Regions from separate parts of the Mus musculus genome. Here region 1 is linked to region 2. The links are chromatin loops, found by intact Hi-C in ENCODE. Cell type or tissue: gastrocnemius. All regions are shown on one strand. Links, peaks and the distances in the headings refer to the core of each region. The heading gives the core; the rest is flanking DNA. Region 1 has its middle 84 kb from the start of Hdac4. Region 2 has its middle 36 kb from the start of Gm35992.

The links. Hi-C counts contacts between places; a loop is a spot of excess contacts. Peaks named below come from ENCODE experiments on the same cell type or tissue, not always from the same donor. Only the 100,000 strongest peaks of a DNase experiment are listed, where the experiment ranks them.
Region 1: a loop joins it to region 2, with 2.7 times the contacts of the local background. A loop is called at or near these places in 6 of 42 quality-filtered maps.

The regions. Positions count from the first base shown.
Region 1 is chr1:92,256,631-92,271,758 of GRCm38, forward strand. No RefSeq gene overlaps it. Among named protein-coding and RNA genes, the nearest start is that of Hdac4, 84 kb to the left of the region's middle. In gastrocnemius, for the core only: a CTCF peak has its summit at 8,479 (motif pointing right); a DNase peak (open chromatin) is centred at 8,515.
Region 2 is chr1:92,335,821-92,350,948 of GRCm38, forward strand. No RefSeq gene overlaps it. Among named protein-coding and RNA genes, the nearest start is that of Gm35992, 36 kb to the right of the region's middle. In gastrocnemius, for the core only: a CTCF peak has its summit at 7,655; a DNase peak (open chromatin) is centred at 8,184; H3K4me3 peaks cover 1,241 bases; H3K27ac peaks cover 5,994 bases.

The sequences.
Region 1 (15,128 bases), core at 4,001-12,000, 79 kb before region 2:
CAGGATCCCATGTTAAGCAGTGCTAATAGGAAGCAGTGTGACACCTCTGCATAGGGACACATGTGTCTGTGAAACTGCTAGGTTCCACAGACCGGCAGAGCTCTCCCTGTCTACCTGTCTTACCTCTCAGAACGTCAGAACCAGCCATGAGCTTTCCCCCACATACTGAACTCTGCTTTGCCAACTTGGCTCCTCTTTGATCTGCTCCCTCAGTGGCAAGTCCTGATTCCCACAAGAGGCTTGGAGCATCTGAACATCTTTCTGCCCTGACATGGGGTGTGGGGCGGAGAGCCTCTGGCTTCAGACCTCAGTGGCTGTACCACCCACAGCAGATGTCCAAGACTATGTGGATTTGTTTCCTGGGGCAACAAACACCACTCTTTGTTCCTTCTTATTCTTGCATCATGTGAGTCCATGTGCTGCAGAGTATGATGTCCTCGCCAGGAGAGAGTTCCCCCAGGAATCAGTGTGATCTATGCTAAAGGCACAGACAAATCTCTGGGAGTGTCATATAGAAGCAGGCAGGCCTCTGTCCTGACCTGAAACCTCTATGCTCCCTTCAGGGTAGATTAGCTTGTGAGTAAGTGTGTAAAAATGTGTGTGCACACTGAAGTGTGCATGTGCACATACATGAACTTGTGTGTGCAGAAGGACCCTTCTGTCCTGAGAGCAGCTGGTGAGGGGGCAGGTGCTCTGGCCAGCCTGGCGGCCAGGAAGCTGGCTGAAATACTTGGGCCTTGGGTCCCTATTTCAGATTTTCCATTCCACTAATCTCGCACTGGAAAGGAGTGGGTCATGGAGAGGAAACTCATGGAAGGTAGTATCAGTTAGAAGGTCCCTCTACTTGTTTCAAGCCCTCCTGGCTGGGCTCCAGACCTTTCAGAAAACAAGGCCTGATTCTACCAAACAGTTCTTGTGCTTGGGGGTATGTGACATGATTCCTGGGAACTGGCAATGTCTACTTACCACAGATAAGGACCCAATGACAGACCAAAGTACAGATCTTAACACCAATGCCCAACTTGATAAACCAATGAGTTTTATTGGGGATACTTACAGGAATATGGGTGAGGGGTTACTTACAGGAGCAGAAATGATCAAAGATAGCTGCATCACCAAGGTCCACCCCAGCATCAGTGACAGTTTATACGTGCTGGAAACCACAGCACACTGCATAGCTTGCAGGCCCCTCAACAAGTTGGTGGGAGTTCTTTCTAGGCAGCTCAGCTAGAGCTTTGTTTCTTCTAAGTAGTTTGGATACTCTCTGCTTTTTCCAGGCTGTTTGGCTAATTTGAAAGTGACTCTCAGCAGTCCTTACTGCTCATATACTCTTGGGGAAGGAGGAGCCTAGAGAATTTGGTCAGTTTCAGGGACTTCCTGAAGCTACTAAGAGTTGCCTCTTCCTGTCTTACCTCCTACAATCTTTCCTCTCTTCTTAGAACACCCTATTGTCTCACCTCCCTGTAAACATTTCATCTTGAGAAATTGCTCTCTAAGATAGAAGGTTAAGGGAGAAAACTACTTTGCCTCAAGGTTCACCCAAGAGCATAGACACTGGGCCAAGTCAGCCCAACTTCCAGTCTGCTAGAGAACACTGGCCTTGAGCCAGGAGTCTGTATTCAGAAGCCTGATTATGCAGCCACTTGCTGAGATGTCTTTCTGAGTGGAGGCCAAAGCTCTTTACACTGCTTATGTACTCTGTCTTTGAACCTTTGTCATGTGGGTACTGGGTATGTTTTATAGGCTGGTAAGCTGGCCTGGTTCTCCTAACCAACAGCAGTTGGAGCTTTCTGGGATGGAAGGGTCCAGTTCTTTCCATCTTTCCATCATCCTGATATCTCATGTGCCTTCTGATGCCTTTCCAGGTTTACCCAACATGCAGCTAGCTCAGGCTTGTCCCCTGGTGTTCCCTCTCCTGTCACCTCTCACTTTCTTCAGCATGGCTTTTTTTTTTTAGTTGACCAAGTTGGGCACTCTTAGTGATGCTGTTTGACTTCTCATGGGGTTGTGAGAGCTGGGGGCATTGGGGATTGGGAGTTGGGGGTGGGGGTGTCGGGCCTGTGGCAGCTAGGACTATGCCAGGACTCTCTGCGCTGGGAGCAAGCTGCTGTCCCTCTGTATGACCTGATGCTATGGGAGCCACAGTGCAGTGGATCATCTTGATGGATGCTGTGGGCACAGGGAGGGGCAGCAGGGCTAGCACCCTCATAAACCCCAGAATCAGTACAAGCTGCTGTCCACGTGGGGCAGCTGGAGAGCCTTGTTCCTCAGCATGGCTTCCTCAGTCCCTGAAGCCATGAGTCCACACCCCTCTCTGTGAGAAGGTGTGAATCCACAGACAGATTACCCCACCCTACCCTTGGTGAAAATGCCCAGGCTGTGCATTTCAGTCACAGCCACAGACAGCCTCAGTCCAGAGGAGGTTACCACCCCTGCTTATGAACCCTCTGACTGCCCTGCTTCTCAAACACTTGGGACTTTAAGGATGCTAGTAATATATAATGAGGACACTGAGTGAAACTCAGGATGGACTTTGAAAGCTGATGATGTGATTGACACAGGAGCCTTGTATTGCACCCAGGGCCTGTTATTCACTTTCCTGTGCTGCCCATATGAGCTCTGGTCGCCATTTACTCTTGGATGGGTACCTAGATTGGTGTAATGTATAGGAAAGGGACACTTAGCTTCTGTTAATTCCCGTAGAGCATAGGAGATGCAGGGACATCTCCTTTAGGCTGGCTAGCCAGGGAACAGCTTTTCTTCCCATCAAGAGAAGCAGAGGCAGGGGATGTCCACTGGATGCAGGGGCCAGAGTCTGCCAAGAAAACATCCAAAGGCTGCTCTTCCCCTCCCTCCCCCCCACTACCCACCCCCCCCCCCGTGCTGCAGGCACAGAATCTGGCCTTTCTGGGTGACTTTTCTCTGGGGAGAACTGGAGGGCTGGTGCACACAAGCTGAGACGGCACCTCAAGTTGAAGGAGTCCCCAGAATGCTGTCTCTGATACAGCAGGCCACAGATGTATCTAGGGGGTTGACATATGCCCCATGATCCTTTGCGTTGCCCCATTGTTTGTGTGTGTTCCTTGGTGCTCAGTGGCCTGGTGCACAGCTGACTGGAGCAATGGACGTTCACTTTGAATTCTATTTTGTAAAGACTTTTAGCCACACCCTGTGTTTCAACACACAGAGCAAGGATAAGCAGGTTCTGGGAAGTGTCTCGTCTCCGCACGGGATATGGCTAGACAGTCTGCTTTTCCTGTATCACAGTTGCCAGGAGCCCTAACACAGAAGGTACGGCCACACAGGTGCTGGTGGTGCCGGTGCCGGTGCCAGCACGGGACCTTGCTCCATGAAGTGTATGCACACATTGTCTGTTTTCCTGCTTCCCATTTGCAAGAGTCACGAGGGACCCTCGTCAGACAGTGTCAGGATCCTGCGTGATGCTGCTCAGCTGCTGACATCTCATGAGGGGGAAAACCAGAACCCATCTAGGCAGGTGGAGGGATGGATCTCAGCCCGCGCCACCTGTCTTGTTGTCAGGACGAAAGATATACGGTGGTTTTATTTAAGATGCTGCTTCTGCGCTGGCCCCCGGAGAGGCACCTCTCGTCTGTGTTATGCTAAATCTTTAATAGCTTTTGACTGTAATATATGCTGCGAGGAAGCGCATCTGGCAGAGTGATCTGGCAGGGCCGCTGGTACTCTGCTGTTATTGGGAAAGGTCAAAGGCGAGACGTAAAAGTGGTTGCCCTGCTAGTATTTACAATGCTGGCCTTGCCAGCGAGGGAGACAGGATTGGATGCTGTGGAAACAGCTCAGGTGGGATACAGTCTCTGAACAGCGAGTTTTCAGCTCATCTACCGCCCCCCCCCCCGCAAACCCCCCCCCCCCCAATGCACAGCCTTGAGATTCTTGAGATGAAGCAAGATCTAGGCTCTGTACTTAGTCCCTTTTCAGTAAGGTGGGCCAACCACACGCAAAGGGCCACGCTGTCACCAGAGCCGTGGGAAGGCTCTGGGCCCATCTGAAATGAGAAAAGAGCCTGGTGCAGCTGGGCTGATAGAGCCCCCAGTGCCCAGGTTCCTTTCTTGTCAACTCAATTATGTACCTTGAATCAATGGTTTCTGACCACTTCCATTCCTGCCTAGGAGGGCTAGCTCTGGAACTTGGCTCCGCAGGCACTCAGGGCTCAGACAGTGAGGTCATCATGGTTATGAGCCAGAGGAATTCTGGGTCATCTAGTCTTCCACTTTCTGGTGAGAGAACCAAGGCCAGTAGCCATTTTGGCTATTGAAGAGAACACTTTTTCTGGGGGCTCCATCTTACCATGCTGGGCATTGTCAGCTGTGGCTCGACTACATATGATGTCCCATGTGAGCCGCTAGGTCAGTTCTGTCATCCAGGCTCTTGATCAGCAGCCTCCATCTGGGCCTTTGTCTGTCACCAATTGCATGCTCCCTCAGCTACCATTCATACCATGCAGCCCTCCCTCCCCAGCATGGTGCTGTCTGAGATCTAGAGCAGGTTCACCGAGCCCTCAGGACTCGGGCGCGTGTAGAATGGAGCCCTCAGCTCAGAGATACTTGACTCATGGGAGACCACAGAAGTGGCCTGACTTGGACAGCAGGTCTCATCTTCCTGCCTTCTCTCTGAGTAGTAGAGAAGGTGGAGAGATAAAGGATGCTGCCTGGTAGTGGTAGTAGGGAGAACCTCGGGGTACCTCCAGAACCACAAGAGGCTTCCATTGCTTCTGACTGGCCTGAGCTCCATTCCTCTCAGCACAGTCTCAAGATCAGCCCTGCTGTCTTCTGGCTGCAGCTCCGCACTGTCTGCCGATGGGGATGCTGAGAGCCGATGGGGACCAGACACCCCTGTTGCATGTTTTCAAAGTGGTTTAACTTCTGTGCAGTTTGAGAAGGGTTTCCACGTGTGTTTTATAAAACCATCACATAAAGAATCCTAGACACACCTACCATGTTTCCTCTAGCTTCCTGATAGTCCTTCCTACTTCCTGCTTCCTGGATTTGTGTCTGGTTTGCTTTGGCAGTGCGAAGTACAGAACTGGACGCCCACCCCTACACAGGTACCACTATTCCCTGACACCATCTCCTCACACAGGGCTTCCTTGAACTGCACTATCTCATTTCTTCCGAATATGATTTCCTTTAGAAGAAAATCCTTATGACTATCGATATGAAAGCACTCCTTGACCCTTTAGCCCTCTGTGGTAGTTTGAATGAGAGTGGCCCTCATAGGTTCAAATGTCTTAATACTGGTCCCCAGTTGATGGAACTGTTCGAGAAGTATTAAAAAGATATTAGAGGAGGCGTTTCTCTGGAGTGGGCTTTGAGGTTCCCTGCTAGTTCTCTCTGACTCATGCTTGTAGATCAGGAGGATGTAAGCCCTCAGCTACTGCTTCATTGCCATGCCTGCTTGCCTGCTACCATGCTCACTGCCACAACAGTCGTAGACTCTAACCCCCTGGACCTGAACCTGTGAGCCCCAAATTAAATGCTTTCTTTTATAAGTTACTTTGATTATAGTGTTCTATCACAGCAATTAAAAAGGGCACCAAGACACTCTCTGTAAGTCCTGTTACTATAACTTTTACTGAACATCACAGATTGGGTAACTAAGGAAGAGTGGAAGTACAGTTCTCATAGCTCAGGATGCTGTCCAGGTGCCTTGGAAATGGCTTTCCTTCTTTATCCCACCTGCCCCATGTGGAGGGCTGACTGTAACAGAGCTAGTTCATGGAGAGATGTAAGTGCCACCTCTGCATACCTGCTTCACTGGGCATTATGTTTCCGACTTTCCATCTTGGGGACATGTTCAATGTGAGTCCCCTTTTTTGCATGATCCCCTGACAACCAAGAGGGAGATGGCCACGGATCTGCCTGATGCCTCTGCTGCAGCCACTTGGAATGGTTTTGCTGATGTAATTCTCTGCTCATGGAACATGTGTGAGGCTATAACACCACCTCTGAAGAGAAGAGACAGTTTCTTAGGAACCACAGACTGTGAGGGGAAGAGATAGTTTAAGACCTTGGAAGAACCATCTCAGGAGGCCTCACATGCCAGAACACTGGTGAAGAGATATTGGATGAGTATCCTCCTCTGGGTAGGGATTTCTGAGATGCCCAGGTCTGCTGCCCTGAACACCATTATTTCCTTATCTCAATTAGTTTAACTACAGTGGAAAGATCTGCCCACTGTGGGTGGCCTTATTCCCTAGGCTATGTTCTTGACCTGAATTAATGGAAAAGCTAGCTGAGCCCAAGCATTCATTGCTCTCTGCCTCTTGACTGTAAATATAGTGTCACCTGTTGCCTAACTCTTTTGTTACAGTGACTTTCCTGTTGTGATTGACTCTACCCTCAAACTGAGCCAGAATAACTCCTTCCTCCCTTTAAACTGCTTTCATCAGAATACTTCAATATAGTAACAGGAAAAGAAAGATACTTCCCTCACCATCTTCTCTGACCCTTCTCTGGCCCTCAAAGTTCAGCTCTGAGTTGTCTCTTCTCCATTCACTCCACCTCAGGAATGTGGCTTAGTGTCCTGTGGGGAGCCACAGGCTAGATATATGGCCACAGTCAGAACTGCTTCATGGCTCCTGTCCTGAGGCAGGGCTGGCAGGATGTGTACAGAGTGCAGGGCCCACCAGCATGACCTCCTGGCTTCTATGTCAGGCTGGCTCTGACTTAGCTAGACATCTGCCACTGCCTCTTAGGACCTTCATGCCCTTGTCATAGGCACTGAGATCCTTACCAGGATGAGTCCCCCAGGCAGCTTTGCCTTCCCTTCCTTTGCCCCTGCTGACCCACAGTGCGGGGTTGCCTCCTGACACATTACTGAGTCACTCGTGGCACCAGGCTTTCTTGGAGGCCTCATTAGATCCACCATGAAGGTAACGGTTTGGGTCCAAGCATGGCTGGAACTGCAGGGCCTCATTGGATGCAGGGTTTGCCTTACAGATGAAGCCATCATCCCACCCACCCTGCAAATCTAATGTTCAAAGGAGCCTGTGAGCACTGAAGGGAGCAGTGCAGAGGAGAGAGGACGCAAATTCTCTACCGCAAGTGCATCCAAGAGGGTGACATGCACCAAAGACTCTTCTGGGAGAGGGTGGGGTTTGTAGTTTTCATGAAGCAATTTTGCCATGAAAATGTTTGTTATGAAGCTGTCCTGTACCTAGGAGTCCAAGGATCCCAGACTGGAACAGGCTGTCACCAACATGGTGACAAATGACTGCTGCAGAAAGAGTTAGGCTTTAGCCAGGGTAAAGGTTTTGGGGGGACACAGTTCCCAGGTGGGAGCCCACATTTCACCTGGCTGCATGGTGATAGTGTCTGTCTTCCCTTGTCTTGCATGCATCCCACTTAGTACAGCGGCCCCACCAGCTTGTCTTTCCAGCTGTGTGTGTGTGTGTGTGTGTGTGTGTGTGTGTGTGCATGTGTGTGTGTGTGTGTGTGTGTGTGTGTGTGTGTGTACATGCATGCATCCTTTCTCTCAATCCCCTGACCCCGTCACCTAAAGTCATTGCTTTCATCTCTGTTGCTGATAGACTTCCCAGGGCTAGTTCTGATGGATGTGGTCCTCATGGTGTCTGGGATCTTTCATGCTCCTGTAACGTGTCACTGAATCTGTTTACCCAATCAGTCTGTTGGCTCCCAGAGGGCCACAGCCATGTCCCTGTTCTGCATTCTGTGTGCCTTCCTATACTGGCTTGCTGCCTGGAACAAGGGAGACATCTAACAAATCCTTGTGGGAAACATACTGAATGCCCCGTTGTCTTTGGAAAGCCTTATGTGATAAAAGACAAATACATTCCTTCAGCTGATGCTGGACATAGGGACCCATAGGGAAGCATATCTCACCGACTCGCAATGATAGTCATCCCTGGTGAGGCTATGGGGAGCCTCAGAGAAAGCTTCAGAGATGTGTCTGTCAAGCCAGAGGCTCAACTTGGCCACTCTGATGACGCTGCTTGATGTCATGGTCACTCCCAGCTGTCTATTTTAGGGTCATTCAGGCCATGAATAATTTCATCATGGTGTGGATTACTGTAAATGTAGGGATGATGAGAGCTACAGTGAACCTGTGGGATGATGTCAATGACCAGGTGGGAACCGGAAGGAGCCTGTGGTCTGATGCCAAAGGCCAGGTGGGAGCTGGCTTTTTTGAGGTGAAACAGCATAATGGAGTGGAGCCTCCACAGTCATTAAGGTGGCTGTGAGAGGCATTTGGGAAGCATGAAGTCCTTGTTTCTCAGGGCATCACACACTCAGGGTTCCCTTACTCCTGCCCTGTGCGCTCTCTGCCACTCAGCAAATGTCTCTGAAGCAAGGCCCTGAGTCCAGGCCCCCTCTTGTCTCTGCTGCAGGAGCCCCCATTGTGGAAGGGGATGTGTAGTCAGGTATGAGAAGAGTGACCAGATGTCTCCTCAGCTTCCATCTGTGTACAGAGGCAAGCTCAGCACTGCCAGCAGGTGGCTGCCTGTGGGAAGCTGGCCAGACCCTTGGCCTCACACCACGGGCTGCTCTTACCAGCAAGGACAGGCGCTTGTTCCAGGGTTGATGAGGCAGAAGTGGGCCTCACCCACTGCTCTGTCCATCTGTAGATGCTGGCTACTGACCATCAGGTAGCCAGTACCTGATGCAGGTATCATGGGTTCTTTTGGGTCGAGTCCAGTGTTCTGTAAGAAGAGAAGCTTCTGAGAACGCTGTCCAGTTCCCTCTCAGTGCTGCAGAGTGCCATGTGTCTGAGACTTGGGTGTTTCAGAAACGTTTCCTGCTGGGACCCCTCATGTCCTTCCTTATGGGCACCCTGGGATGCCTCAGCTCTGTCAGAGCCCCGAGTAGAGAGACAGCGGAACAATCCCCAAATGTAGGTAGGTAACAGTGTGAGACACAGGCTAAAGCCTGGGACAGTTGACTGGCTCTGGCCGTGTTAATGTAACTCAGAGGGTGAGACTTCCTGGCTTGTTGGTGTACTGGTTTTCTGACAGAGTCACCTCCAAGCTTTGCATATGAACCCTGTGGCGCTCTAGCCTGTAGCCACAAACTCTCTGATTTCCTCCCTCAGCCAAGCTCCAACTATTTCTAAAGCGCACAGCCAGGTTGCCTGTCAGACCACTTTTCTAGCAGTCATTTCTTTGTGTTTTCCTTTTCATCTCCGTGACAAATCCCAAAGGGAATGACTTAGAAGAGGGAAGTTCTTTCTCCTCTTGATGCCAGAGTGTTCAGCTCTTGTCTGACGCTAGGGCTTGGGGCCTGAGGTGTGGAGCAGAGATACTTACAGTGTGCAGCCATGAACTTGCTAGAGATAAGAGGGTACCTGGGACTCAATGGGGACAGAGTCAAGAGCCTCACTTATTCACACCTGCAAAGGCTTCTTCCCAGATAAGCTGACATCAGTAGGTTTTGTGGTTTGATATTGATGGGGCTGGGGTGGGGACAGCCCTCCTCCTATTATGGGTTGGGTATGAAGAGGAAATGGGCCCTGAGGCCATGATTTTGGAAGGCAGACTTTGTCTCCAATTTGTCTCTGTCTCTCCCTTTCTATGATATTTCTATTTTTAAAACAGGTCAAAAAAGAATGCATCTCGCTGACTGTGGACAGAAACATCTGAAACTGAGGCCAAACCAACCCTTCCACCTTCAAGTTATTTACGACAGGCATTTTGCTACAGGAGCACAAAACATCTAACTAAAACTGACACTGAGGCATGGGGTCAGAGGTCAGGGCTGTGACTTTTCCTGACACTGTGTCACAGAGATCCCTTGGAGATAGTTTGTGAGAGGAGTTTGGAGGTGTGGTGCTATAGTTTTGTTTCTCACTGCTGTGAAGAAAACCCTAGCAAAAGCACCTTAACGGAGAAAGGGTTTATTAGGCTCCCACATCCAGGGTACAGTCTGTCACTGTGGGGAAGGACATCAGCAAGAACTTGAAGTAACTGGTCACACCACATTCATAGTCAGGAGCAGAGAACAATGCGTTAATGCATGCATGCTACTCTCAGCTCACTTTCTGCACTTTCTTATCCACTCCAGGATCTCTGCCTAGGGAATGGTGCCACCCAGGGTGAGCAGTTTTTCCCACCTCAATTAACAAAATCAAGACAATCCCTCTCAGATATGCCCCGCCCCTGCACACACAACATGTGCACAGTCCAACCTGATCTAGCTAATCCCTCAATGAGATGCTCTTCCCAGCTGATTCTAGATTGTGTTACAACAGGGCTGACAATCAACACTTACTAAATGTGTGTTAGAGTATTGTAGGCAGAGCCTCACGTGTGATTCTGATAGGAGCTCAGAAGTCCAGACTGTGGACAGTGAAGGCTGTTGTAGTAATATTTAACCTCAGTCAGGGGTTTCTATCTGCCTTTGATCATTTAGTTCCCAGATAAAGGACACAAAACCTTTATATTTATGGTAAACCTTTAAATCACTAGAGCTGGGCAGAGATCTGCCTTCTATGCTATTATGTCTACTTGCCTGCCAATAACCATGCAATAGGATTCACCATCTTCTGTCTAGGCCACTTTTACTCTGATAGGCCAGCCTTCATGGCCATATTTTCAAGATTCCTACCCTAGGGCATCTTCTCCTCTCTCCATTTTCTTCTCTTCTCCTCTTTCCTCTCAGATCCCAAGCTTGGGAACTGAAACCCTACCTCCCTCTCCTCTACCCAACCGTAGGCTGCTGGCATCTTTACTCAGTCAATACTTTTAAATAAAGGAGCAAGATCACATAGCATTCCTTGATGTCCCTGAGGAGTCTGTCATCCATGAGGTAGCCAGGGTCAGCATTTAGCATTACATATGTAGCAACAGACCAAACGGCAACATAAGTCTGTTCAAGAAGTTTCACATGGGAGCAAGGACTCTGACCGGAACCTGAACTGAGGTCATTCATGGTACATCCTGGCAAAGAATTTGCCTGCATTTTGACCATGTGTTAAGACTCTATGAAAAATCAAAAGTAAGTATGATGGACTGATTGAATCTTTGGGGGAAAATTTCAAGGTAGACAGCGGTGCAGGCATTGCTGGGTGCTTTAAGTCACAGCTACTGAGAAAACAGGGAGTAAAACGCAGATCAGAAAGATTTGAAAAAAGAGCAGTTTGGTCTGAACGATGCCTTGAGGGTATGTCAGGAGTTAGCCAGACACTACGTGCTGTAGTGTGCAGCGCATAACTGCGAACACTGCTTGCTTAGAGGGGCGAGTGTACAGCACTCTATTTGCCTGGCGGTCACCTAGGAACTTATTTCCCAGGATTCATTTCTTCACGCGCAGCAGCCCAGGCACTCAGAAACACGATGGTTAAGAGTTTATCTAAACTCAAGGGAGACCCTGAGCTTGGACTTGTGAGAAATGCTTGAATTAATGAGTCTTCAGGGACTCTCTGAGGTGATTCAAATGCATTCTGCTTTGTGAGGTGGACATGATTCTTTGGAGCCCAGGAGGTGTTGTGGCTTAGATAAGGACTGTCCCTCAAAGTGTTTTGTGTGTTGAAGGCTTAGTCCTCAGTGGAGAAAGTGTGGAAAGGGTGTGTGCCTGTGAAAGTTACATCTTGTCCCTAAATCCTTCCTCTGTATCTTTTTGCTTCTTGGCTGCTATGAAGCACGAAGTCCGCCCCTGCTCACTACACATACACCTGCAGACCCAGAGAAATGGAGACAGCTGGTCATGGACAGGAACCAGGGGACCAAACAACCTTTCCTCTTTTTAGTTGTTTATGTCTGGCATTTTGTCATAGCAAGACAGAGTGACAGCTTCCTACAGAAGAGTAGAGATGAGTGGGCAGTGGAGGGACAGTGGAGAGCAGTGTGGTGGGATACCTGCTCAGAGAGATGATAGGAAAAGGGAAGGCAAGCCTTGGCCCATGCCACAGCAAGGAGAAAGTGTGGCTAGACGAGGGGTGCTCAGAAGCCAGAGCACTGTTAGGGGAGTCCTGCCTTGGATGGGTGCGGCTGGGTTCTGTCCCCAGCATGCCTGTCACTGGCTGGGATGCCCGGAGGTATATGGATTCAACACAGACATGATCAGTTGTGCTGCACCCAACCCTGTCATGACACCATTTACAAACGTAAGCCTTAGGATGCTGGAGTTTGAGTGTGTTCCCCAAACTTCAGGTGCTAGAAACTTAGTCCTCAAATTCATACTGGAAATGGAAATTTGGGGATTAGGTGCAGCTAATAACTGAGGTCATGAGAATGGTGCCCCATGATGCCTTTGTGGTCTTATGCGGAGACACCCACTGGCTCTTCATGCGATTCCTGTTCTATTATGGTTGGTGCAGAAGCTTCTCCAGATGGCATGCTCATACCACCGTCACATCTTGGGGCTCCCTGTTCTCCAGAGCTGCAAACCAAATACACTCCCATTCTTCACACACTGCTTGATCTCAGGTATTTTGTTACAATAAATGCTTAAGAAGCCACCCTCTGTTCATCTGCATCACAGGGAGAGCCTTCCTAGTGGTCACCTGGCCCCAGAACCACAGTATATGTGGGCAGATATGAGGGAGATCCAGACCTGGTCCAGCTCTGTCACAATGAACTAAGTCCATAGTCTGCAGGCTGGAAAGCAAGAATCCATGAGTTTTGGTTTAAGCAACTGAGGGATGGAACGTTTTGTTTTGCAACATGTTGATACACTTTGGATGAGAGCCTGAGGTATGAGCTTTCTCAGTGCACAAAGCTTTGGCGACTCCTCACTGGCTTTCCTCTTCGAAGGGGACATCTCAGAGAGCAGAGGGCAGGGCAGCTCTTACAGGGCCACTCACAATAACTATAAAGAAATCTGTGGCTGTGCCTTGATGCCAAGACGGCAGGGTCTCTGCATCCCATGGGGAGCTCACACTCAGCCTTCCCATTGCAGGCTGCACGTTTAGAATGGTCTCCACAGGGGCACATTCGCAACTGTGTGAAAGAAAGTAGCACCGAGAGGCTGGCCGCCAGCTCTGATGCTGACTAGCTGCCACATCCTGGGAAAATTTCTCACCATTCTGGTCTTCAGACTCATCATCTGTGAAGTGGAACACAGCATTTTCCACCTCTTGGCACTGAGGCCAGTGCTGACAAGCGACAGCCCACGCACAAAGCACCTCTTACGGTGGCCATAGGTGGTGTGTGGTGGGCAGTCGACATTATTAGCAGGCAACGGAGCAGAGGAATGAATCAGACCAGTTTTCTTTATGCATCTCTTGACATTTAAGTTGCTATAAAGAATTCTGGGTTGAAATAGGGACTCCGTGCATTGAATAGTGGTAAACTAAAGAGAAAAGACATTAACAAAAGTGAGTAGAGAGGCACACAGAGAGAGGTGATGTTTTGAAAGCTGCAAAGCAGATGAGAGAGAAGCAATTGTCAGCGGAGTGGAAATAGAGCAGCCAACTGGGGAATTTTGGGAGGTTTATTCTGTACCCCCAAGTCCACACTTAACAGGGGAGGTTGGGGTACAAGAAGATCAGGGCCTCTGCAAGCTGCATAAGTGGAAGACAGCAAGGAAGGGCTGTTGGCCTGGCTGGGGGAACTATCGTGGCTCTCAGTGGAGTGACATTCCACAGCCCTGGGCCTTGGGAGGTACTGTGTTGGGAGACACCTGGCAGGTTCCTTTCAGATCTTCTTTCTCTTCATTTGCAGCATGGGTGCTGATCCTCAGGGAAGGTAGGTGAGAAAACCATGTTGGCACAGAGAATGCTACTATCTAGCTCCTTTTCCCAGACTATCTACCTACCGAGGGCATCCTGTCTCTGAGGATGGAGACTCCTGCTGTCCTCCTAGCCAGCCACTGCCATCTGAGGACAGGAAGGTGACATTTCAGGTTTCTGTCCTCCAGAGCCCTGGTGACTCATGTCCTTATAGGAAGAGGAGAGGACACAGACACAGAGATGAAGTGGAGGCAGAGAGGGAAGCTAGGCAGCCGCAGGCTGTGCAGTGCCCACAGATGCCAGGACCTGAGAGGTCGGAAGATACTCACCCTGGAGTCTTGGGATGGAACATTGACTTGCCACGACCTGTTTCCAGAACCTAAAAATAGCTGCTGTTTAGTTCATGGCAAATTGTTACCCAGCAGCCTCGGGTCAGGAATGCAGCAGGGATCCAGCTGGAGGGCAAGGGGCAGACATCAAGGAGCCTGGGGTGGGGCAGAGAAGTACTGTGCCTTAGAATGTGGCTCTATTCAGCAGATCACACTCCCTGATGCCAGGCAGAGAGGCCACTGCACAGGCTGGAAAGCTCATAGATGCAATAGGGGGATAGAAGTTGAAACTGGAAATACACTCACCAAAGAAGAATGAAAGCATCGGTAATAGAGAGGAGAATGGCATGTGGGGAATCCACCAATAAGACACACTCCAGGGAGTAATCAGTATTAAATTAGAGGAAAAGGATGCACAAGCTACGGGAGCAGAGAGGAAACGTGGGACCATTTCCTGGACTTCTAACTTCTATCACTCAATGCTGTGTGAACTGAAACAAGTTACTTAGCCCTCTGGACCTCACATAGACTGTCTGTAGAAGGTAGAAAAATATTTTGTTGTTGTTGTTGTTGCTAGGAGTAAATACAATCTCAGCAGTGAGGGGTTGAAAGCAGTCCCCAGCAACAGAAAACAGAGACATATGCCAAATGTTAATATGGAGAGGACAGAAACAAAGGCCAAAGATATAACAGAAGAAAATTGCCAGGCTGCAGAAAGCCCAGCATACAGATTTGATAAGCAATCATTAGTGGAAAATAGCACACTGGTTGTGAATTGAATTACTAAATAAATAAATAAATAAAAATTCAGATATGCCTGGACTACAAAACACCACATAATTGATAACAATAAAAACATATGCAGGTGATGGGTTGCAGTGACTCGACACTGCTGTTAATGGAACAGAACAGGTTGGGGACAAGATGCAGAGTGTGGCCCTGTTTTAAAAAGCCTTGGTTCTGGTGTCTCCTGATAGACAGGCCATGAGCAACTTCCTCAATGTGGCCCCTGGGCAGAGGAGTAGAGACCCTGTGAGCAACTCTCTTCGTCTTACAGCTCTCGGTAGCTGTGTCACCTCATTTGATATTCAACAGCTGTCTGGCAAGTCGGGGAGAAATGTATGCTAAGGCTCTGTT
Region 2 (15,128 bases), core at 3,493-11,492:
ACGTGAGGCTTTTTAGCACTGTCACCCCATTCAAGGATAGACTCGTGGACATCTACATATGTAGATAAATGCTCAGAGATCCAGTACAGGGTCATGAGGTAAGAACAGGCCCAGTGTGCTAACTGCTGGGCTGCCCTTGTCCACATAGATATGTGGTTGTCCTAAGAGTGTTCAGTTCCTACCATGTGACAAGGACATTTGAATTCTGTCCACCTGAAAAGTGTGTAGTCATCTGTCTTCTAGACCTTGGGGAAATGGAGTCCCTGAAGAGAACCCAGGTAGGCTGGAGGAGCTTCCTCGAGGCAGCTGCTTGTGAGCCATTGGGGGTGATTAGAATGTCTTCTGTTCCCGCTGTCCTGGAGTGTGAGGAATGTCTCACTACCTCAGAAGACCCTGGTCACTCGACATCAAGCCTCAGCATCCACAGGCCTTTCCGTTCAGTTCACTCCCACAGGGCCCTCCTTTCTCATTCACTGGGAGCCTCTTGCTGCTACTTCCCTGGTGCCCATCATCAAAGCTTTCTTGCTCATGTCGGGTTTTTGGATTTTTCCAGCAGGTGAATTTCTGAGTCTCGCTTCACTCCACGTGAGGTAGTGGTGCAGGAAAATAAGTGCCCAAAAGTACCCGAATTGATGATGGGGGTGACTTTAAAGACATTTAACCCTCTCCAGTTAGAGCACCAGACAACAAAATAAGGGGCCCACTCACAGTAGCTGAGGCAAAAGTTACCCTAGGGGCCCTGGGAGCAGCCCTATGGACTAAGGTTCAAGGTCACAGCCTAGTGACATTGGTCTCAGAGAGTTCACCACTTAAGACTTCCGTGTAGGAGATGGCTAGTGGGGGACAGTCACCAGAGTCCCAGACCTATGTGTTCTCAAACACCCCGAAGTCTTGAGGTCCCGCTTCCCCTCCTCTGTGACATGGACGAAGGCAAGCACTGGACACCTTGAAATATTCAGCAAGGTATTTTAGATGTGCCTGGAGTTTCTCACCTACGTATTTTGTTATAATTTAGTTTGTTTTGGAGTTAGAGAGATCACTCTACAGTTAAGAGTATGTACCACTCTTCCAGAGGAGCAGACTTTGGTTCCCAGGACCCACATCACATGGTTCCTCACTGCCTCTAAGTCTAGTTCTATGCAATCAGAAGGTCTTGTCTGGCATCTGAGACATCTGAGATCACACACACACACACAACAAGTGGAAAAAGAAAGAAAAAGGAAAGATTTGTTTTATTTTAATTATGTGCAAATGTCTGTTTATGTGTAAAGTGTAAGTATGCGCACATGAGTGCAGGTGCCTGTGGAAGTCAGAGAGGGTGTCATATCCTCTGAAGCTAGAGTTTCAGGATGCCCAAGGTGGGTGCTAGGAACTGAACTCAGGTCCTCTGGAAGAGCAGAAATATTCTCAACCACTGACTTGTCTCTCAAACCCCAACCTAAATACTTTAAATGAAAAAATTCATTCCTAATTTTTTTTCAACAAAAAATAAAAATTTTATTTAATACACCTGTACTTTCCATACAAACCATGTCATTCTACATCATCAGTGAGTATTTCCACTCTGGAGCCTGTGATGTGGTAGGTATGTCCTCACGAAGTTCTTGGGGCCCTTGCATGGGAATTGTCCATGGTGATTGTAAGTCATGTGATGGGGGAGGGGCCTTCATCCTCAAAGATTGCACAGTTTCTTTGCTCCCAGGCTCCAGGCCGCTCTTAAAATGATTGAGTATCACAAAGCCTTCTCTTTCAAGTGGTTCTAGCCATCAGCATTTATCATGCCAGAAACTACGACTGAGCATCTGAAATATCCACTCACTAAAAGAACAAGAATAAACCTGTCAGGTGTTTACACGAGTCACGCTGATGAAAACCAGCTCTGCCTTCCACTTAAGAATTCAGTAAAAATAGTGGCGTTGCAGTCCAGTTGGCAAGCTTCCTCCCCCGACTGCATGGACGGCAGCAGGCTTCTCTGTCATTTCTACAGCCACCGGTTGAATATGTTGTTTTGGCTGAGATATGAAAAAAAAAAAAAAACCCAAGACAGATCTTTTGGAGGGAAATTTTTCATAATTTTCTCCATAAAATGGTGGGTATTACTCTTTGACAACACAGAAAATTTTGCTTTGTGTTTTCTTCTCTTCTCCTCCTTTCCTTTTTGTTTTTCTTGTGGTTAAGAATAAATATCATGAGATCTACTCTCCGGCAGACTGTGCCTGTGCCCTTGTGTGGTATGTGTATGGTGTGTGTGTCTGTGAGTGTGTGTTTGTGTGCATGTGTGTGTAATGGATACGTATGTGCATTTGTGGGGTTCCTGTTCTGTCCTTCTTTGCTTTATCCCCTTGAGGCAGGGTCTCTCACTAAATCCAGATGTCACATTTTTCAGCTAGGCTGGCAGCAGCAAGCCCTATGCTTCAGGCACATGTGGCTGTGTCCCCAGCTTTTCATATGGCTGCTGAGGACTTGAGGTACTCTGCCCGTGCAGCAAGTATTCTTACCTGCCAAGCCATCTCCCTGGCTCATTCTTAGCAGAATCTTACACACACAATCCACATGCTAACTGTAGGTGTGACCCTCCAGAGTCTGACTTGACTCTGAAACTTACCTACACTGACCTAGCAAGAGTGTCCCATGTCCCTTTGTCCTCTCCCTGTAACAGTTTCTTCACTAAAGATTAGTATACTTCCTTTATCCTCATGTCCCTTGCTGGACAATAAGGTTGTCCACATACCTTGGTCATTGTGACTCTTGCTTTGGTGGGCACGGAGGGCTTGTGCCTCTTTGAGAGCCTGTCTAAAAGTCTTTTGGATTCATATCTTGAAGCAAAATGTCTGACTCACACAATCTCTTTATTCTCCGTGCTTAAAGTTCCTCTGTGTCACCTTCCAAAACTGCACAATTTGCATCTGGGTCAACAGGGTTAGGCTTCACAGTTTCAACATTTGTCTTTTAAAGATGATAATGGCCATCTTGACAGGCAGGAAGTGACATCACATTGTGGCTTTCATGTGTATTTACTTCCTCCATTTTGCCCATACTTCATTCTGTAGTCTTCTTTGAAGAAAGCTCTATTTAGATCCTTTGTCCACTAATTAGTTGGACTGTTTGAGATAAATTGCAGTTCCTATCTCTTTTAGCCTGTAATTAGGTTCCAGTTCCCCTCTCCCATGCTGTAGCTCTCCTTCTGGCTGGCTGCTGTGCTGAACACCCTGTCTTCAGGTAAGCCCTCTAGTGTGTTTGGAGTGATGTCCCTGAGTCCATTTCCAAGATCACTGCCTCTCTTGGGTCTTTGCAGTTTCTGAACTCATGTTTAAGAGTTTGGCATTAAATAAATCTGCAAAGAAAGAGTATGAGACTCCAACTAAGCTGCTATGAACACATGCCAGGGAGGGGCTGGTTACATCACAAACTGAACTGGAAACTGGAATCAAATTTGTTGTAGACAAATGGGTATTGCTCTCTCCTATGGAAAAAATAACTAGCAGAGTCAAGTTAAAGGTCCTATTTTGGCTCACGGTATCAGAGGGTTCTATGGTAGAAGACCCGGAAGTCTGAAACCAGGCACAGGTCTCATTTTTCAAAAACCATCTGTAGTCTTTTTAGACTCTGCTAGCTAGACCTCAGCTCCTAAAGGCTCCACAGACTTCAAAGTAATGCCATCACCTGCAGACCAAATCTTCAAAACACAAGCCTTTGGGGGAACAGTCTAGATTCAACCATAGCAATATGAAACCAGTAATATGTACCAGTAAACCTAGCAATCAGCTTGAGGAGTGGCAATGTTAAGTCTCTGGCTAAAGGTGTGCTTGTGCCCACTTCTGTCCCCTCGGAGACACTGTGATGTTCTGAATCTGATGGTTATTCTCATCCCGAGGAGTATCTGTCCCTAAACAAAATGTAATGATGTTAGGAATAAATGTTCCAGTACAGGTAATGTTCTCTCAGATGGTAGGGGTGCATTGTCATAGCATTGGGCGCATGCTTCAGATTCACTGGATTGTTAGCAATTCGCTATCCAAACTGTCGTCATGTCGTCTGCCCACCAGCAGCTTGTGAAGCTCATCCCCACGTGTGTGGAGGAACCTGAGGTAAAGAGACTTCCGTTTGCCCCTGTCGTGGGTAGAGAGAATACGTTTTATAATTTGTCTCTCTAGTCATCAATGGCATGGATTGTATTTCTCTTATAAATAAGTTGACTTGGCAAATCTTTCAACATGACACAAGTGTTTGATAATTTCTGTATGGTACTGTGGCTTATTATTTAGCACTTTAGGGAACCCTTAACATACGTCGGATTTCGACAGTGGCCATGTTGTGTGACACACCTTCCGTGAGAAGGTGGCTTTATGAAAGTGTTGTCATGCTCCTGGTGTGCAAACCAGCCCTTCTCATTGCCGTTCATGCTCTTTAGGGCTCATTCCTATATTCCTGTTTTAATATTACAAGATGCAAATGCATGTGGAGTTTCTCCTTGGATGACAGCAAGTAGAGATCTACTTTTTAAAGACAGAATTGCCCGGGTGGGGAGCAAATCTCCCAGCGTTATTTGCTGAATTCTTTTCGGTGGCCTGAGATGACACTCTGCTGGATCCCAGGTGTTTGGAGAACGCTTCCCCGGAGTGGGTGGATCTGCTGCTCTCTGGTGCCACTTGGTGAACTTAGAGGTCAGGCTGCTGAGCAGGTCTACTTAGGCTTCAGGCATCCTCCTGGATCCTTCCATCAGCTGCAAAACCCCACCCATGCTTGTGTGTTTACTTGTTCACAGGCTCAGCTCTGCTGTACTGGGGTTTGTTTTGTTTTGCTCTGTTGACCGAGACAAGATTCATGGGCTGGCCTCAGACTCACAGAAAACCTCCAGCCTCTGCATCCCAAGAGCTGGGATTACAGCTGTCAGCCACAACACTTGGCTTCTCCCAGGTCTCGCTTCGTGTGTGTATGTCTGTTTGCATGCTCTCCTGAACTAACCCCTTCTATCACTGTGAAATGTCTCTCCGCACTCTGGGTGACTCCCTGCCCTGAAGCCTTCCTGCTCTGACACCTGCTCCAGCTGTCTCATGATGAGAGTTTATGAAGTCTATCTTGGTAACGCTTTGTGTCTTCTCCCGTCTGTGTCTTTGCCTGCCCGGTAGATGGCTTAGCGATGAGTGCTTCCTCCTCTTATTTGCTTAGGCTATTTACATTCCTCATTCCCACAATAATTGCATTCATTTCTACTTATATTTCAGCATTTTAATTTTTGTGGCAATAAACAGTCGATTAGCTTTTAGAAAATTTAAAAGAGGAGTATTATGTGTTCCACGGTGGAGCAGCTGTCTCTACTGCTCACTTTCCCATGTAGCCCTCCAGCAAGGACACTGGCTCCTGAGCATTTGCCCAGTGCTCTGTGAGGTTGATTCACGTAACCCTCGTGGCAACACCAGCCAACATCAGCCAACACAAGAGGCTCTGAGGAAGTTGGGGTCAGGGTGGTCACAGGAGCTGCCTAGTCTCAGAGGCAGATCCAGGACTAGAATCTGTGTCTGGTTGCCTATTGACCCATGCAACCAACCAGTAGCAAGGCCTGGGAAATGGGGAGAGACAGAAAGCATCTGCAGCTATCCCAAGCAGGATGAAATTGCCTTACCACAGGCCTGCTCTCCGGAGAAGAAGGCTGAGGCTTCTGTGACCTGGCATGGCAGGGAGCTGTGAGAAGGAGCAGTTATTCAGGAAAACACAAACTGGACCACAAAGGCAGTCAGGAAGGAAAACCTGCTGCGATCCAGACTGAGGGACCAGCAAGGAGAAGATGTTAGGTCAAAAGCTAGTTTAGCCACAGAACACGGGGTCCTCTGGGCAGAAGACAGATAGAAAGAGACCCAGATGAGTGTGCAAAGGGAGTAGGCTAAGGACCTCACCTGCCCTAGGCTAGAATGGCCTACTGTCTGGGAAGGCTCTAAGCAGACTCCTCTCCTCAGGTTGCTTCTGGGCCCATGGCTATCATCTGTGGGTTACTGCAGAGCAGTCCTGAGAACCTGGGTCAGGTAAGTGACAGTTATTGGCCCAGTGTCCTGAGCAATTTCTTCCCAGTTCTGTGCTTTGACTTCTTGCTCTCTCAAAAGGATCCTCTCTTCCTCCAGAGAGATGCTGTGCAGTCGCCATCTCAGAGAAAACCTCCTCCCGCTCCCCACAGGGCCCAACATAGACACACACGGAAAGGACATACCCAAGGGACAGCCTGTGCAGATGTGCCCATGCCAGTGTGAGGCTCACCATCTCGCTGTCATTCCTCTGTGTCCACATGCTGACCAAGATGAAATCCACTCAGAACCTGCACTTGGAGATACTGATAGGATCAATGGGGTTTCCCAGGTTAGAACACACAAAAAGCAAATAGTAAACAAAGCCAAGCGTACTTAAAGGAGGTGAGCTCACATTTGTGCTTGATCTAGGAATGGCCTGGAACGCCCTGCCAGACCACAGCCTTGCACAGACCAGAGCAACCTTACTCAGAAAATACTTTTGCAAGGGCATCCACCCAGCCGTGGCCTGCCCGAGTTTGGACGGGCGCCACCTTGTTATTGATCCTTGAACACTCCTGTTTTAAGTCTCAGTGGAAGAAATGGCTGTTTCAAAACAGCTTGTGTGAGCCTCTCCATCTCGCCTGTAGAAATGTCCCCTTGTCTCTGTATCCTTGAATCTGCGGTGAGCTCCCCAGTCTCTGAAAATGTACTTGCTACTTGCGAGGTGACAGGAACGGAGAAGGGCAGGTTTAGGTGACACACTAAGGCCCTTTCAAGTCTTACCCCACACACGTCGTGTCAGCCAGCACTGTGGTAATGTTTTTAGGCACCAAGAGAGGACACAATCTGAAGGTGTCACCAAGGCATCAAGACAGCTACTCCCCCATAGGGCCAGGGGCTGCTGTCATCTAAGTGGCTTTTACTGAAGACTGGCTTGAATTTAAAATCTGATTTGATGCAGGGTAAGAACTAGAAAAACTGTAACCATAGCCTGTGGCTGTACTTCCCGGACTCATTCATGTCAGTGAGACAGACACAGAAGGCCTCTGTATGACCAGGAGACAGTGACCAGGAAAGCAATTGGAAGGTCCTAAGCTCAGGAAAGGGCTGGGGCTTTGAGTTGCTCTGGGCTGGATAGTGGGTCTTATATCAGAGACCTGGCCCTCAAGTGGGGACATAGTGTGAGTGTGGTCGACCAGTAAGCTCCTCTTTGCTACTCTATTCAAAATAAAAACAAACTCACCTTGGGACTGACCTCAGGAATCGGATCCGTGGTTGCTGAATGCTAATGGAGAAGCAGCTTAGTGGCCAGGGCTTGGGGGAAAGGGTCCCTGCTTCCCAGCTGTCACCCACGCTTGGCCTTGGTGGCACCACCCAGCCCTGCTCTCTACCAGGGCTCCTCATAAGCGGAACTGGCACCCATTCCTGTCTGCTTACCACTGTTGTCCCCTTCAGTGCAGTGCATTCCCCTAAAGCGTGTCCCCTGTCCTCATGGTGGCCCTGTCCTCTCCTGCCCTTGGCTCAGTATCCTCAGACCAGGTTGTTCTAACCCCACTTGGTTTCCTCCCCTCAAGCACAGTGGCTGAGTCTATGTCTGATTATGTCTCTCATTTGCACTTTGAACATCGGCAGGCTGTTTTCCTGAGAACCCTAGCTGCCATCCGCTTCCTGCAAGAAACAGCTGGCCCTTTGGAGTGTTGTCATAAGATACCCACCCTATGACTGATGCCAGCTCTTGGGCAATATAGCCTTTGGTTCTTGGTTCTCATGCCCTCTCTCCATGGCCCACACAGAACCTTCTGAGACCGTCTTCTTACTTCTCGAATGCGCTTTCAGTCTCCCACCTCCAGCTCTTCAAATGTAAGCCTTTTATCTCTCTTACCTCTGCCCAGCCAGAAAGCTCTATAGCAAATATATCAGGAATGTCTTCTTGGGGCTGGGTCACTGCCATGCACAACAGCCAGTTGGCAAGAACAAGGGGCTGGTCCCATGATGTTCAGGATGCAGACCAAGGTGGGGGAGAGAATGCAGAGGAGGGAGAGAGGGTGCCAGGGCAGATGCTAAATCTGTCACCAACCTGCAGGTGTGAGGGCCCAGCCTGGGTGTTGGGAGACAAGATAGGTCTCTTTCCTGCCAGAACATCTTCATGGCAGCTCCAGTTCCAAAGGCGTGGGTGACAGCTGGAGTGGCTGACCTCACTCAGTAAACTGAGCTCCACTGTAATCCATCTGCCTACTGGACATGCCAGCACCGGCTCACATAGCTGCCAAGCTTGGTGAGGACTGTGGGTGAGCACTGTTGTCTCTCCCATTTCCCTGCCTCCCTTGGAGTGCACCTCTGGAGACCTGGTCCAGAGAAGTTAATGTGCCCCACGCACACAGTGAGCAGGAAGCTGGGCTACCTCTCATCCTGGCCGGTGTGTTCCTGCCATACCTGGGCTGCCCAGTGCCCCTCTTCACATGTAGCCTTCTGCTCTCCAGCTCTCATTTCTAAAGACAGCCTGAGATATCGGGGTCATATACCATTCTCCGTTCCCAAGGGCTGCAGCACTCTAACATGACTCTCTTGGTGGAAATAGCCTCAGGACCCTGAAAGCCAACCTACCCCAACTTGCAAAGAAACTGGTAGACTCTGAGGCTCACCCTTCTCTCCAGTTCCTCAGATGTCTGGATTTCCAGCCCTTTCTCTCTTGCTCCACCCTCCTTGTTCCTGGGGCACTAAGGCAATTGCAGATGCCTATGAGAAGAGCCGCTCCCCTCTGCACAGCCAACCTTGAGGCTTTCAGGAGGGCTCCACCCACTCCTGATCACCCCAAACTACCTGGTTCAGTCTGTAGTTGGGAGTTGAGGATTTGGGGTGGAGTAGGGCACGTAGATAGGAGTTGAGGCTGCAGAAGCTACAGTGCTCCATGGTACAAGCTTTAGAGCCCAGGCTGTGGGCAGAGATCATAGAGGGTCTAGGACCCCTGAGGCAGAGAATGGAGTTGGAGGCTAGATTGTGTGCTAGAAGCAGTGGAGGAATTAGCTAGGGGAGGAGGATCCAGGCAAACTAAATGCTGGAGAGTGATAAAGGGACTTTTCCTTCCCACTGAGGCCCAGGGCTAGTGCCTGCCTGGCTGCTGGGGGGCCAGGACCCAGAGACAGCTAGTCTTCTTCTGTTGTAGTGATGTCCCCAGCCCAACAGATACTGTATGGGAACTGCCAGACCTATGAGTCTTGAACAAGCCAGGAACCGAGCAGATCTGCTGGGAATGCCTAACAGAAGCCCTCCAAGCTCCTTACCCCTATTACCATGAGTGAAGGATACCTCCTTCCTTGGATAAGATATGGGACTCCCCATCATCCCAGTTAACTCTAATGGAGGGCTGATAGTCACCATTCTGGGTCAGGACTGATGGTCACTCAGGTCTGGTTAAGTATCAGACTGTGGCTGGAATACAGGTCACTGGGTCCCACAGGTCACATGGTGCTTTGGAACTGGCCCTCCCTACCTTCTTCTGGGTATTTGAACCTGCCTCTACTTCCTCATCTTGCTCTCACTGCAAAGCCATGCCTCTTCTCTCTGCCTGGAGCTGGGCCCCTCCCCACACTGAGAGAAAGCACAACCACACAGGTTTGATGGGGCAGAATCCAAGTTTCAGGCAAGACGTGGCTTAGAAGCCTTCACTCTGCCCATCCCCCCTGCTGTCCACATGCCAGATGTTCAAGGCGAGTGTCACTGGTCCACACAGCCTATGAGACACCAACAGTCAGCTTGTGAAAGTGGGCTGCCCCTTCCTCGGGGTTGCAAAGTGAAAGGCAGCCCCACTTCTCAGCTCCTCATCACCAGTGTGAGAAACTGAGCAGGGCCTGGTCCCCAGCGAGTACAGAGTAAGTTCCGAGTTCTTGAGCAGCAGTTCTCAACCTGGAGGTCTTGACCCCTTTGTGGGGTTGCATATCAGATATTTACATTATGAGTCATTTAAAAGTAGCAAAATTACACTTATGAAGTAGCAAGGAAATAATAACACAAGGAACTGTATTAAAGGGTTACAGCACCAGGAAGGCTGAGAGCCACCGCTCTTGAAGGATGCTACTGGGGGCTAAGGGCACTCACTTCAGTCAACACATCACACGTGGAACTCAGCTCCACAGAGCATGTGCAAGCCTCTTCCCCTGTTGTTAATTAGGACGATTCATCCCGTTGACAGCTATGGGAGACTCTGTGTCAGGTTGAACAGAGACCAGGACAGGCTTTAGGGTACTAGCTTTTCTTAGTCAGGGCTACTGACATGATGAGACAAAGACATTGCAGGTCTTATGATCGCCATGCCTGATCACGATAAAGGCTAATCTTCATTGTCTACTTGATTGCTTTAGAATCACCTAGAAGGCATTCTTCTGGGTACATCTGTGGGGGTGTTTCCAAAGGGTTTTAACTGACATGGGAACACCTACATTTAGTGTGGATGGGGTCATCCCTTGGGTTGGGTTCTAGACTGAATAAAAAGGGGCAAAGGAGACAGAGCGATACCAGCCTTCATCTCTCTCCTTCCTGACTACAGGCACAACATGACCTGCTGCCTCATTCCTGCCACCCTGCCGTCCCCACCATGGTGACCGTTTCCCTCAGACTGCTGTAAGCCTAAATTACCCTCTTCTTCCCCGGGTTGCTATTGTCTGTGTCTTGTTATAGCAAACAGCAAAGCGACCACTAACGCCCTCACATATGTCCTGTCAGAGAGGAGAGCCGAGTAGCAAGCAGCCCTCATCTCCATGATTCATACAAATAGCAAAGCTCATTCCTCACCCTCACCTGTGCGTCTGGACATAGGTCCCCAGGCAAAGCCACTGGCCATTATAACTACATAGGGGTAGGAAACAGACTCTGTCAACGACGTGAAGAATACAGGAAGCCAGCAGAGGGACCGGTTCTTAGCATTGCAGTCCACCTTAGCACTGCCCTGAACTTTCCAATGTCACCCCATCCTGCCCGTTCCCTGACAGTGCCAAGTGTACCCCTCTAGCAACTCCCTTCACTCAGTGGAACCTCAAGTCTGTCCTCAGGGTCCCCTACTGACTACCCTAGCCTGCCTGCGGCTCACTGTCACTGATCCCTGAGCCAGCATGGGTTCCACTCAAAGCTCACCAGCCATGTGACCATCTTTCCCACTGCTTACTCTTTCTTCCCTAGACACAGTTGTCTTTCTTCCCACCCAGCTGAGCTCATCTCCTGTCCAACAGCTCTTCTGTCTCTGGTGTCACCTTTGAGACATCAGGTTCAACTTCGAATGTCTTATGGAGGTGAATCTCAAGGGGTTGTCTAGGGGCTTCTGTATGCTCTCACCAGGGAGACATCAGGGGAAGAGGCTGGGAGGCTCAAGCCAGTTGATTGATCTCCATCCTGTCTGACTCTGTGGTCCCTCACGTCATCTGTGGATGTGAAGGAAGGATACAACACCGCTGTATGGAGACCAGGACTGTGGGGACAGAGGAGAAGGTATAGCTGCCCACAGTCCTCCAGAGGTCATCTTACTTACCTTTTGACCTGCCTCCAGAGCTGCCCACAGCAGATCCCAAGCAGGCAGAGTGGAAATCAGGAGTATTTTGCTGCCTGACCTGACCCTGACCTAGGATCAGGGATGGATAAGGACCCAATGGGACAATGTTCAGGGATGGGCGGAAAGAGGGTGTTTTGAACACTGTAATAGATCAATGGCTCTTGACCTTCCTACTGCTGTAACCCATTAATAAATACAGTTCCTAATGTTGTGGTGAACCCAATCATAAGATTATTTTCGTTGCTACTTCATGACTGTAATTTGGCTATGATTATGAATCATAATGTAAAAATCTGTGTTTTCCGGTGGTCTTGGGTGACGACCCCTGTGAGAGGGTTGCTCGACCTGCAAAGGAGTCTTGACCCACCGGTTGGGAACTGCTGCTGTAGCTGATCTACTCTGCTCATCTCCTGGGCCTATCCTTGCTGATTTCCTGTCTCTTGTGATAGACTTGACCCTGACAGGAAGCCAATGGCCAGTTCACCCTCCCAGCCTCTGAACTCACAGGGAGGTCTTAGTGAGAAGAGTTGCAGTGTCGGATGTTCATTGTATATTTTCTTTGGAGACCCCCGGCAGAGCCTTAGAAGTATTTCTTAGAGGGTAGGCTCTTGTTAATAGAACCGCTTCATCATATTGTTCTTTTCTAGAATGCCTCTATTGAGGTAGAACTCTTTGCGACTCGCTTTCCTCCATTTAAAGAACACGATTTTCTGCTTTAGTGTATGTGTGGAGTTACCCAGCTGCTCCCCAGCCATTAGGTCTGAAACTCATTACCTTAGATTCAAAAGAAACTAGAAAACAGAAATGGGTAAAGAAATATGGATTTATTTATTTACCATTTGGCCAAGCCGGGGAAGGAAGGAAACCAGTTCTTTTCTCTCCCCTGTGCTTGTGACAACCATAAATACATAGGGAAAAAAAACTACAAAAGGAAGGTCAAAAGATGCAGATTTGGCATCCCAGGGGATCCTCCTGGGAGGAGACAGCTGGGTCTCAGTTTTCTCTACTCTCAGCACAGAGGGCAAAATGTTTCCCCTCCTCTCTAATAGACTTACAGTGCATAGTGAGGTACACGTGTGGCGTCAGAGAGACGACTCCTGAGGGTCACTTCTCTCCTTGCACCACGTGGGCCCTAGAAACCTGACTCGGGCTGCCACACTTGGCAGGCTGTACCTTCACCTGCTGAGTCATGTCTCTGGCCTTACTCTTCCTGGAATTAGATGATCTCTTCCTCCCCTCCCGCCTCCAGCCCATTCTATCTCAGCATGGGATCTCAGCTGCACCTCCTGCAGAACCAATTTTAGGACTCTTTTAAACCCTGAAAAGAAACTCTGCGTCCACGAGCAGCGAGTGACTCAGTTTCGCCCCTACTTCCCTGACCCACTTTAAGCAGCCGCAGCCACTTGCTGTCTCTGAAGTGTGTGGTCACCTGTGACTGGACCTTCCACGTGGCACGCTGTTTTCAAGGTTCAAGCATTACTGTGATTTGGATGAGGGACTTACAAAACACCACGCGCTGAAGACTTGCTTCCCAGGATGTTGACAGGTGCTGTGGAAACTCTGGGGGCGCATTGCAGAGGTCCTTAGGCCTTTAAGCTGACCCACCGGAAAGACTGTTGGCCCCTCTGTGGTATTTTAAATAAAAATGGTCACCATAGGTCCACAGGGAGTGGCACTATTAGGAGGTGTGGCCTTGTTGGAGTGGGTGTGGCCTTGTTGGAGTGGGTGTGGCTTTGTTGGAGTGGGTGTGGCTTTGTTGGAGGAAGTGTGTCACTAGGGGTTGTGGGCTTTGAGATCTCAGAAGCTCAAGCTAGTTCTCTTCCTGCTGTCTCCTAATTTGAACTCTCAGCTCCTTCTCCAGCACCACATCTGCCTGCACGCTTTGATGCTTCCTGTCAGGAAGATAATGAACCAACCTTCTGAAACTTTAGGCCAGCCTTTATTAGATGTTTTTCTTTATAACAGTTGCTGTGCTGTGGTCATGGTGTCTCTTTACAGCAATAGAAACCTTAAGACACCAACCGTTTGTGCCACCAACACCAGGGGCCCAAAGGATGGAGTGCCTCAGTCCTGGAACCTTCAGAACCTTGATTCAAAATAAACCTTTCCTTTTGCAAGTCAGTTGCCTCAAGTATTTTATCATAGTGATGGAAAGCTGACTAAGGCAAGAACTCACTGATCCTTTACTTCTTTTTCTATTCACACTGCATTTTCTTTAACCATGCATGAGTTGATTGGGTGTGTGGGTGGTTTTCTCATTCTGGCTGTGGTCAATGACATTGCTATGAACTTTTGTGTGCCAACACGTCCTCCTAAATGATGTATTTAGTTACTTTATATTTTATGTGCATGTTTGAGTGCCTGCATGTATGTACATGCACATTGTGGATGCCTGGTGTCCACAGAGGCCAGAGCAGCACATCAGTTCCCTGCACTTGGAGTTAGAGGTGTCTGTAAGCTGTCACATAGGTACTTGGAACCAAACCTGTGCCTTCTGCAAGAGCAGCAAGTGCTCCTAACCACTGAACCATCTCTCCAGTTTGACATGTCGTCATTTCTCTCTTGTGCATCTAGGAGTACAGTTATTATGCCATGCACTGCATGATTACCATTCTGAGAAGGTCGAGGTTGCTTGCCAGCCTACCCATACCACTTTGCAGATCTAACAGCCATGTGTAGGGGTTCAGCATCCTTCAGCATCCTGCCAATACTTTCTCCTTCATGTTCCTTATAGCTATTCTTCCACATAGACATGGTGCCTTGCTGTGGTTTGACTTGACTTTCTCTCATGGCTCACTTTGCCGACCACCATTTTGGTATTTATATATCTATATTCTGTGAAGAAATGTACATTATAGCCACAACAGACTTTCTAGTTATTGTCTTTTTATTACTAAGCAGTGCGAATATCTTATTCTCTATTTTAAATGTAAATCCTTTTTCTCCTCGTCTGTGGGTTGCCTTTTATTTTCTCAACAGCTTTCTAGCCAGACTAGATGACACATGCTGTCCTCTCAGCCACCTGGGAAGTTGAGGTAGGAGAAATTTCAAGTTCAAGGCCAGGATAGACTACAAGGGGATGTCAAAGCCAACCTTAGCCCTCTCATGAGATCCCATCTCAAGGTAAAAACTAAAGAGGGGAGGGGCAGGTGGGGGTGGCTCAGTGCTCCAGGACTTCCATAGCTTGCATGGGGCCCTGTGTTCAAACATCACTTCTCAAGAAATGTCTAGTTTAAATCTCAAAAAATGTCTAGCTTAAATCCAACTTTCATTTGTTATATGTGATCTTGGTGCCCTGGGGAACCACAGTCTAGTCCAAAGTCATGGAATTTTGTGCTTATTTTTATTTCTGAAAGTCTTGGTATCTACATTTTAACTTTTGGGTTATTTTAACTGGGGGTCTGGTTTCTTTCTAATGTGACTGTCCAGTTGTCTTCAAACACGTTTTAAAAACTGGCCTGTTCTGTATTGAACTACTGCAGGATTCTGTGGGAATCAGTTGATGACTTCTGAACGTCCCATTCCTGGTTAGCTAGGTGAGCACATGACCAGTTGAGTTGACATCAGGGAGGACATGCAGGAGCCGGAGG